Regions from separate parts of the Mus musculus genome. Here region 1 is linked to region 2. A link is a contact called in ENCODE Hi-C or POLR2A ChIA-PET data. All regions are on one chromosome and are shown on one strand. The core of a region is the stretch at or near the end of the contact, and the rest is flanking DNA. Distances in the headings are between cores, read along the strand shown.

Evidence for each region. A loop is a pair of places that touch in the nucleus more often than their neighbours do. ChIA-PET counts read pairs that join two places held with the same protein, here RNA polymerase II (POLR2A).
Region 1: a map of heart shows a loop between it and region 2 (8-fold over the local background). The contact joins the promoter of Zc3h7a here to the promoter of Txndc11 in region 2. A Hi-C loop is called at or near these places in 10 of 37 maps with a recorded cell type or tissue (T-helper 2 cell, adrenal gland, heart and 1 more). POLR2A ChIA-PET finds 5 or more read pairs at or near these places in 3 of 5 experiments (Patski and embryonic stem cell).

What each region holds. Positions count from the first base shown.
Region 1 is chr16:11,172,858-11,178,147 of GRCm38, forward strand. Zc3h7a (zinc finger CCCH type containing 7 A) reads right to left here and starts at 3,484. Exons shown (of 23, transcript NM_145931.3): 1 at 3,363-3,484.
Region 2 is chr16:11,132,926-11,138,594 of GRCm38, forward strand. Txndc11 (thioredoxin domain containing 11) reads right to left here and starts at 1,607. Exons shown (of 12, transcript NM_029582.2): 1 at 1,343-1,607. The coding sequence starts at 1,584. Zc3h7a (zinc finger CCCH type containing 7 A) reads right to left here. Exons shown (of 23, transcript NM_145931.3): 23 at 3,669-4,560. The coding sequence ends at 4,371.

The sequences.
Region 1 (5,290 bases), core at 2,234-4,733, 42 kb after region 2:
TTCTGGAGGGCGAACTTGAGTCTTCAGGTTTGCACAGCAAGCACCTTTACCCACTGAGTCATTTCCCTGCCCAAGTGTCCCTAGTTTCAAGTAAAATTTTTAATTGCAATTCTCTCCTCAGACTTCCTGATTTAAAACAACCACCAAGTCAGATGATGGTGGCGCACACACCTTTAGTCTCAGCACTCAAGAGGCAGGGGCAGGTAGATTTCTGTGATTTGGAAGCCAGCCTGATCTATAAATTCCAGGACAACTAGGGCTACATATAAGAAACCATAAGAAACCCAGCCTCAAAACAAAACAAAAACCCAACAAAATAAAGCCAAGTGGTTCAAGTAACATTTTGAGAACCCATCTTGCAACAGTGCACATTAGCTGACTCTTCACTTATCCAGACCTGGGCAAGAGGGCAAAATGCCACACCCTGCCCGCTGCAATCCAGGTAGACAAACCCTGCTAAACAGCTTCTCTCTTCCTGAAACAGCTTCTCTCTTCCTTGAGTCAGCTTCTTTCTTCTTGAGATAGCTCCCTTTCCTGGAAACTGGAGTTTCCGGAGCATCAGTTTGGTGACAACATTGGTCTTGTTCATAAAGTGCAAAGGACTACAACAAACAGCACCAGAAAGGTAACTCCTGGTTTGAGCTAAATCCCCCCTTCCACCCCCCACCCCCCAAGCAGGAACTTTGAAGCAACCAAGAGATTCTGGATTCTATAAGGGAAGCAGCCTCCAGCCAGACAAAGCAACTCACTGTGCATCTCAGCTATAAACCTGGGATTCTTCAAAAGAAAAGATTTCACTGAGATAATTTGTGCTCCGATCCTCAGGAGGCCCTCCTGCTCAAGGCTGACACTTCTTGCCTTCTCACCATGCATGCTCGAGCAACCCCTGGCTCCAAATTCACATCCTCTCTTATCTTCCATAATGTTATGAAATTAACTAGACAACACATTGCTAAACTTGTAAAATTAAAAGGCAAACTTGCAAAACTTCTTGTTGGGGCAAAACCTGGCAAAGTTAAGCAACCCCATTTTTTTTTTAACATCAATGAAGTCACTGAGAAAGCTATGACAGAGTTGCAAGACAGGTTAAGTCGTTACTGCCGAGCCTGATGACCCTAGTTTGTGTGTTTCAAAAACAAAACAAACAAACAAAAAAAACAAAAAAACAAAAAGAGTGTGTGTGTGTGAGTGTGTGTGTGTAGGAAGGGAGGGAGAACTAGCGCTCACCAATCACTTTTTCTTCATTTTTATATATCTCAGAAGTTTGTTCCAATTGTTTTGTTGTTTGCTGTTTGAGGTGAGACCTCACCGCTGCCCAGGCTGGGGAACTCCAGGGCTCCAAGGCACCCTGCCATTTCACTCTAAGTGGCCGAGGCCACAGCACGCAGCTGACACCCGGCACTGTAAACACATTTCACTTGAAGATCATGGAGAAAATGTGGGTTTGCTGAGACAAAGCACACAAAGGTATTATCTAGAAAGCAACTTTCCTCCCGAGGTATTCTGTCTAAAGATGTTTTTGATTTCTATCTCCTTCTTAACTAGCTACTCAAACTATTTCTATAGTTGACTATCAACCAGTCATTTACAAATGGATTGAATACACCCAAATCAGTTTCAAAAATCAGTCAATATTGACAACTGTAAAACCTTACAGCTGGCAAATGAACATTGTTACTAATAGATCTTGGAACCACAAGACAAGAGCCTGTAGGCATATAGAATATAACCCCCAACCAAAAGTCACAGGAACACAGCTGGGAAGGGGTGTTTTGGTACATCTTGAGGACACTGATCAACCTGTTCTTTGCATAATACCCCACTCCAAATACTGACATTTTCAACCTCAATAACTCAACCTTATTCACATCTGTAGCGCACCCTGCTGGTCTAACAGAGCAGAAAGGGGAAATTTTTCAATAGAGAAAACTGTCCATGCACTTGATTTAGTCCAAAGATGAAGAACACCACACCAACACCAAGTCCACACCCACACATACACTCACGCACACACAGTGCAGCTCTGCTCATCATTTCAACGGAGGTGAAGAGAGCCTTGGATTCCTTCAAGACCTCCATGAAAAGCAGCTACTTCCAAAAGAAGCAGGAAAAGAGCAGATGGCAAGAGCGCCCAGCCCCTCCCCCAGTCCAGTAGAGCATTGTCCAATCGAAATACGATACCGGCGGTACGTGCCATTTTAAATTACGAAGTGGCCATACTAAAATAGTAAAAAGAAACTGGACAGATTGTTTTAATTCTAACGTAGCCACAACAGGTATCACCTCAAGTATATAACACACTGCTTGCTAAACACTGGCTGATTTAAGCATAGGAGTTTACCAAGGAGATCTTTTTCGTTCTTTTTCTTCCTCCCAAACGAAATCTTTCAAATCAGACTTTAAAACTGAAACCGGAGTGGGGCGGTGGTGGCACGGCTTTTAAATCACAGCATTCGGGAGGTAGGGGAAAGCAGATCTCTAAGCTCAAGTCCAGCCTGGTCTACAAAGTAAGTTCCAGGGCAGCCAAGGCTAAACAGAGAAATTCTGTCTCGAAACAAACATACAAACAAACAAACAAATTGAAACCAAAAGTGAATCTCAATTCTTGCCACATTCCAGTGCTCGACCACCCCACTTTACCAGTGGCCACATTACCATCGGACAGCGCAGGTCTACACCAGACCCTCTTGGTCTTAAATACCTAACACTATGACCCTCTTTGATCCCTTAACATCTGGGGACCCAAAAAACGCCCAACCCCGGAATAAATTCACCCAGTCAGAGCGCAGGCACCACCCCTTGGGCCCAGCTAGGACCTTCCAACCTGACCACACCCCTGCGCTGACTACCCCTAACCGGAAATTCCCGCTAATGGGAACTGACAGGTCTCCATTCTTTAAGGGTGGGGAAAGGAAAACCGAGAACCCTCGTACAGTCTCCGAACCCCGGCCGAACACCGGAAGCCAGTCGCCACCCATACGCGGGGTGGGCCGCGCATAACACCCGCAAGGGGCGAACCCGACACCGGCGAGCGCGCACTCAGCTGGCGTCGCGAGCGTCCCCAAACCGAGACACTTACTAACACGGACGCCCCGCGATCACCCAGCACCCAGGAATAACGAAATGCTAAACCACCAAAAGCTAGTGCGTGGATGTCGGCCAGGCAGTCCAGGTGGCAGGGGCCGCCGCGCGTGCCCGGATTACGACTCCCGAGGAGCCCGTGCAGCCGGTTCGGGGGTCCGCGCCCCTCCCCCGCCTGAAGTCCGTTAACGGCCGCGCGTGCTCACGAAGCGACGCGGCGCACGCACGCGATTGGAAGAGCGCGACCCTGCCCGCGACGCCCGCGCGTCCCCTTCCCTCACCTGCGGGGCGGCACCCAGGAGCCGAGGGGCGCGGAGTGCGGAGGCGACAGCGGGATGTGCGTTCACCGGCTCAAGAGCTCTCACAGTCTCGCAGCTTCCCTGGGCGACCCACCGCAGCTGCCAGCCCGCGACGCTCGGGGCGGCGCCCTCTGGCGGCGGGAGGCCTCGCGCGCCGCCCCGCAAACGCTACCATTGGCTGCGTTGCCAGTGTCAGCCCGGGGTTGGAGGCGCCACGTCGGGGCCTCGGGGCTGCGGAAGCGGCGGCGATAGGCGGAACCCTGGGCGGCCACACGGAAGGGGGTGAGAGACCGCAAGCTCTTGAGCCCAGCATCATCGCCCTCTCCCACACCGCTTGGATACCAAAGTAGGACTGGAAGGAGACCTAGATTCATCTGGGCACCAGGGTGTCACTTCCTTCGGAATCTGTTCTCTGCAGTAACTTATCCTGAGCGTCCTGCTTTGCATTCCGATACTGTTACCGTCACCCTGAAAACAGCCATACAGTCGTGTCCTTTCAAATGAATGACAGGCATAGGGACCCGCGTTGAACAGGGAGGTGACCTAAACTCATTCGGACGCCGGAGCGTCACTTCGGAACTTGTCCTCAATTCCCTATCCTACTCGCAGTCACTGTTTTTATCATCTTGAAAACAAAATGCGGTATTTTTGCAAATGAATGTAGGGACGGATCTCAGAGCCAACACAAGCTCTTGTTCTCCCTGGCCTTCATCTCAACTTATATGTCGCTGTATTCACCGGTGTTTCAGTGGTCAGGTGTACATTACCCCAGACAGAACAATGTAAGGCTGAGTCCCTGCGACTGGAGATGTGAAAAGTGCTCCAAGTCAGGGCAGTAGAAGGGAGAGTGCTTCCAGGCAGTGGGAAAGATCCTGAGCCTAAGTTGCTGAGGGACAGGGAAGACAAAGTGTGTGTGTAGAAAGCTCAAAGAGGATGAGCCACTGCATGAAATTTGGAATTCAGTGTCTGAGATGGAAATTACAAGGTCTAATTTGCAGTTTTAGAAAGTTTCTTCATGCCGTTGGGCGGATATATAGAAAGGACAAGCAGAAAAGTGAAAGGGGTTGAGGATGTAACTTAGTTGTCAAAGTGCTTGCCTAGCCTTGAGTTTGATTTCCAGCACCAAATAAACTGGATATGGTGGGGTACCCTTGTCATAGCAGTACATGGGGGTGGGGGGGGGGGGATAGGAGTTCCAGGTCTTCTTTGGCTATGAAGCAAGAAATACCCAGGTCCAGGACCACTGGGGACAGAGGGAAAAGTTTACATTAGAAGGAAGACACTGAGATGCACTCTGTCTGGACCCAGAGTGCTACTGTAAGCTCAGGAAGTCGTCAGTACTGGGCCAGTACAAAGTGAAACTTGATGAGAATGTATGGACTTCCTGTTGTTCCTGTACCAATGGCCTACATTTTTGTTGCCTTGAAACAACATAAACTTAAGAGTTCTAAAGGACCAGAGTCTGCAGCAGGTGTTTCACTGGTGATGTCCAGGTGCTGACGAGGCTTGTCCCTTCTGGAAACTAGTGTTGAGCTCTTGCCTCTTTTTAGCTCCTAGAGGCCTCCTGGACTCGTAGGTCATGCCTGTCATCTCCAGAGCCAGTATTTTCCTCTAAATGAGGTCTCCTTGCCACACCTTCTCTGGGTCTTTGCTTTCAGTTGTCCCTCAAAGGGCCCTGGTGATTGCATTTGAAACAAGGAGGTCCTGGATCCCACCTGGAGATTCCCAGTGATTTTCCAGGCAAGGTAGCAATAATCACAAGTTGCTGGTGATAGAGAGTAGATATATCTGGGAACCCATCATTATATGTACTGTAGGGAGCAAAGGAAAAGAAGGGCTGAGCATGGATGAACCTTCTCTAGCCTTGAAGAATACTGTGTGTTGTAAGGGTCTCTGCTTCTTTGTCTTCT
Region 2 (5,669 bases), core at 357-2,856:
CCTCAGACTGATTTAAACTCTTCAATCTTCTCTCAGAGGTCACCCACCAAGTCACGTGTCTCAGATCAAACACTGAGCACTGTTTTCACAGCTGGGCAAACTGAAGTAAATCAATTCCTTGACGTGGGAAAAGGACTGTTAATATGAATCCAAATGACAGGTTGCAACATTCCACCTTGTAAAATACTTTCTGTATTTTCCTTATAAAGACAGTACCAGTCTAGTTGCTCAAGATTCAAACTCCAGGCCAGGTGTGGTGACAAACACTTTTAGTTGGCTTTAAACACTTTAGCATAGCACCTAACACATTGCAAACACTAAAAAAACGAGTCTCTTCCCCCTAAAACTCCTAATTTTTGGCCCATCTTGACCTCAGGGATCTCATATTGTGTTCATTACACTCAATCTGTGCCCACATAAATCTCCCTCTGGACAGAAGTGCCAAGAGGATATGTCAAGTGATAACAGATTTTATAAACTGCAATGTCAAATGATATACTGATGATCTGAGGCAAGGAGTATAATTGAAATATAAACTTTGTATCTATCTACACAATTTTCTGAAAAGATGCACATTAGCTTCCATTCTTCCTAAACTCCAGCCTACTCAGGCCTTTTCCAAGTTTCACAAAAAGACCAAGCTTGCTCAGACTCCAGATCTTTGCACTTAACTGTTTTGTAATAGCTCTTACCCCAGCTCTTCCACCTCTGCCCCTTCCTTTCCTTGTGTAAGTGGCTAATGCCATTTTCCTATGAAGGCCCTTTCTGCCCTACCCAACCTCATCCTTCTATTCCCTGCATAGCACTTATTAAGGTCTCTGAAGTGTTTGTTTATTGTATATCATCACTTCAATGAGAACTCCAGGGAACGGGGATTTTTGTCTTCAGCATTAACGGGTGCTCAGTACAAACGTGCACTGTCAGTATATCAAAGGCTTGCCTGGATTCCCAAAAGCGACTAAGACCCCTAAATGGCTTGTGAATCATCACACTGCAAGCATTAAGGAAAATGGAATGAATTAAAACTGAGCATTATAGCCTGAGCAAGAATTGACATGTGCACCCCGAGAGACCCCAACAGGTGAGAAGCAGCTCAGAAACAGGGCCAAACGCCCTCGGTACATAATTGATATAGAGCAGCACCCTGGAAACGCCTCCACGCCGAACTAGGAGAGTGGGGGACCGCGGCCGCCGGGAAGGTCAAGCCTGTGGTCGCAGGCAAGGTCAGGCTCGACTTCCCCGAGGAAGACAAACAACCCTCGACCCCGGAGGCCCCGAGCTGGCCCCGCGCAGCCGGGGTGGCATAGCTCTGGCCGCGGAGCCTGAGTCCCGGCAGCCTCACCTGCAAGTGAACTTGAGGGCGAAGAGCAGGGCGCAGCCGAGAGCCACGGCCCCGCACAGCAGCTCTGGCCGCTGGCGCGCCATAAGCGAGGCGCCGCGCAAGCCGCGGCGGATCCGGCCCTCCAAGGACGCCGCCGCCCCGGCAGGGCTGAGGGAGCCTGAGCCCTTGGGGCCGCCACCCTCGTCCTCGGCGTCCTCGCTGTTGTTCCCGCCGCCGCCGCCGCGGCCTCCGCATTCCGACATTACATGCTCCCCGTGGCCGGCTTTATACCGTCGCTGCCGCCACCTCGGGCCCGGGGACCCGGCCCCGCACGTCACTCCCGGACCTCGCAGCCAGCGGCGCTCACTAACCCGGACTCTCCACGTCAGCCACACTTCAGAGATGCCCCGCCCTCCGACTCGGAGCCTGCGCGAATGCCGGCTTCCCGCGAAGCCACGCCCTTTGGGGGCCACGCCCTCGAGCCCATGGAGTCTGCGCGGGTGCTCGCAGCACTCGCGGCCGCGTCAGCCTTCCACCGGTCCCGCCTCTCTTGTAGCGACTCTGCGCAGGCTTGCAGTCACTCAAGCTAGACCTTGTCCTTCATTCACTGCGCTGACGCTACATCCTCGCGTCCGGAAGCTAGTTGGTGGTGTCTCCTTAGCGAGTCCTTCCGTTGGTCGGCCCTTCCGGGTACTGTTAGGGCTCAGATTGTCGCTAGTGCGTCAACACTGTTGACAGACCCTTCAGGACATGGGTGCAGTTTGTTATCTCTGCTTTTCAGAAAGTGGGGCGGGGAGGCCTCGTGCAGAGGCGAGAAGGACTGGAGGACACAGTAATAAAACGGAGACCGGGCTGCTCTGTAATGGGGTAGTAATAACGCTGCATGCCTTCTGCTTCAGTTTCTGCTTGCAGGATTCTACCTTGACTTCCTTCAATGATGGTAAAGTGTAACCAAAACAAACCCTTCCCTCCCCAAGTAGCTTTTGTTCATGTGTTTATTACAACAGTAGAAACCTTGAGACAAGTACTGATAAGTGGTAATTACATTCAACAAAAGAACCCAGCTCTAAGTAAAAGGATGGATGTATATTGTGTAATCCCATTTCTATGACCCATGCTTGATGGGCAAATCCACAGAAACATAGCAGACGTGATTAAAGTTTGGAAAGTATTGGAGTCAGGACATTGTCTGCCTCACGCCTCCAAGCAATAAGAATGCAAGGCCAGCCTAAGATACAGGGTGAATTATCTTCATTTTTCCTCCCAAAATTAGGTTTATATGAGTTGTGTATAATTTTTTAAACCAGGCTTAGTGGCACACAACTGTGGTCCCAACCACTCGAGAAAACCAGAGGACCACTTGTACCAGGACTGCATAGAGTTTTCAAGGCCAGACTATGAAATTTAGCAAGGCCCTATTTCAAAATAAAGTTTTGGTTGGGGCTGGAGACAAGGCTCAGTAGTAAGAATACTGCTGTTGCAGAAAACCCAAGTTTGGTTCTAAATTACAGGTAGTGAACTACCTCATACTTCAGGTAATCTGATGTCCTCCAAGGTACACACACATATAATTAAAAATAAAATCTTTTTGTAAAGTTGGTAGGGAGGGCAAAATAATCTAGATCAAATGTTTCCTATGTGGGGCTGGAGAGATTGCTCAGTGATTAAAAGAGCACTGGTTGTTCTAGAAGACCAGTGTTCAATTCCCAGCATCCACACGAGGCTCATAAAAGTTTATAGCTCTAGTGCTAGGGGATCGGACCTCCATGGGCACTGGTTATAATGTTGTACACATAAAATTGTAAGATTATTTTAACAAAACCACCCAATGGAGATAACCAAGTCCTAACATGTGCCAGTTAGTATTAGTTTTCCATACTATCACCAGAGTCCTGGAGGTGACCCCCATCTCCCACCCCCACCCCACACACTACTCACCTTAACAACCTGCAGTTTGCCCAAACTCTTTCCTAGGCTTCTCAGCATCCTACCTCTTGAGCTTCGTCCTGAGGAAGTGATTCTGATCAGGCAACTAACAGACTGGTTCTTCGTGGAGCCCCTGCCTCACAGGCAGCATGCTGAGCACCCTGGCCCACCAACCACTGCCCTGCTGCTTTCCTCCCTCCTTGCTGCTCCCTGCCTCTGAAAGCTATCAGGGCTGCAGGGAGACGAGCTTTTCTATGTGTCTTGTTCATAGCTATTTCTATGTTCAAAGGCACAGTGTCCACTTAACACAGACAAGGTGCTAGGCTTAAGCCCCAGCACCCCACACACCAAAAAGCAAACAAAACCTCTCTAAAACCCAGTTCCAATAACTCCTGAAGGAGAAAGGACCACACCAAAACTATGAAAGTCATCTCTATGTAAGATCTTTTATTACAAGCAATATTGGTCCATACACTACACAATACCAGCAGTACAAGTTGAATCTTTCAAAAATCATTATTTAAACAGCAAAAGACCAAGAAATAAAATTTGTGTCAATTGATTATTTTCCAAATATTGATGTGCATGATCATCATCGGTTCCCTTGCCACAGTGAGACAGACAAATACAGAAAAACCCATTTAACAGACACTAGTGCTAAATGGTTATTTGGCTTAAAAATCTGAGTTAAGAAAATCCTTTTTAGCAACCTACATACAGATAAGTAGCAGACTTTATTATATTAAATAACTTCATTCCACTAAAACACATAAGGAATTTCATCCATCATGTACTCCGATCCCACTGTGCATTACACTCACTGCTGTGGCTCTGACCTCAGAGTCATCCTCAACCTTACCCCTTCCCCAGCACACCTCATCCGAGCTTCTGTCCAACAGACAGCAACCTGGCAGCAAGTCCCTTCGCCATCTGATGCCAGTGGCTCCGCAAGAGCTTAGCCAGGCCTGTCAAACAGCCTTTTTCCTATCTACTGTGGGTTGCTGCTCAGGAGGAACGATAGATGCCAATCAAGCAGAAATCTGCAGCTCTTCTGCTGTGTGCCTCTCAACACTTGCAATTTTTCTGGTCAGTGCTCTGATTGGGTTACATAAAAGCCAGCATATTACTTTAAATCTTTAAACAAAAAACTATATTTTCCAAAGTCATTATCATTTGGGGCAATTAAGTGATCTTTCCGTGCTTTCTTGAATTTCATCTGTAGGGCCTTTCTTCTTTCTTCCCATTCATGAAGTTCAGCATTTCCATGTGCAAATTTACAGCTGCTTCCTTCTGTGCAGGAGCCATTTATATACCTGTTAGGAGTATATGATGCAATTAGAAATAGGGTCATGACTCTTGAAAACACATTCTCCTCCAGCTGTGTGTCTGATCTGCATACATCTTCTGCAGTCATAAAGTTGGCATTTTCCCTCTCTCTTTTTGCTGCTGGGGATAAAACAGAGGGCCTCCTGCCTACTAAGTACATGTTCCTAACCACAGAGCTGCATCCCAGACCCACTTAGGAAACGTAAGCCCGGGACATAAATCTTCTATGGACACAATATACACAACAGGGAATTAGTACTATGAACTATTTAAAAGTGTTTGTCCGTCAGCAAGTCCTGCAAGGGCTGGGGGCCTAGCTCAGTGAGAAGTGTTGGACATAAAGGAGGTCACTGGGTGCCCGGCTACATTGCTCTCCACCTGATTCCCTTAAAGAGTACCTCACCCAAACTAAGTGAGGCTGCTGGGATCTAAGCTCCAACCGCCCTCTGTCCCTGCCCTTCCTATAGGCAAACATGTCTGGCTTTTCACATGGATTTTGGAGGCTTGAACTCAGGTCCTCATGCCTGTCCAGTAAGTAGTGCTCAAACCTGCTGGATCATCTTCCCTGCCTCAGTTTGGGGGCAAGGTATGTAAAAAGAAAAATATTTTAAGGATTTTATGATATTTAAAATTATCCAACAAGATTCTTTATTTTTGTTTTCTTGTGATATTGGGCCTTATGCATCCCATAACTCTGATTGTGTCCCCAAGTCAGAGGCTCTAAATTTAGTAAGTAAATACAAACAGTAATTTTGAGGGAGGGTTTTTTTTTTCTTCAAGACAGGGTTTCTCTGTGCATCCCTGGCTATCCTGGAACTCACTCTGTAGACCAGGTTAGCCTTGAACTCAGAGATCTGCCTGACTCTGTCTCCAGAATGATGGGACTAAAGGTGTGTGCCACCACCACCTAGTACTTGTTTTTTATTTTATATGTATATGAATATGCCTGAGTATGTATGAGACTGAAAGATCATGTCTCATCCCTTGGAACTGAAGTTACAGGTAGCTGTAAGCCACTTGATATGTGTAATAAGAAGCAGATCTGGGGCCTCTCAAAAAGCAGCAGGTGCTCCTGACTGCTAAGCCATCCCTCCAA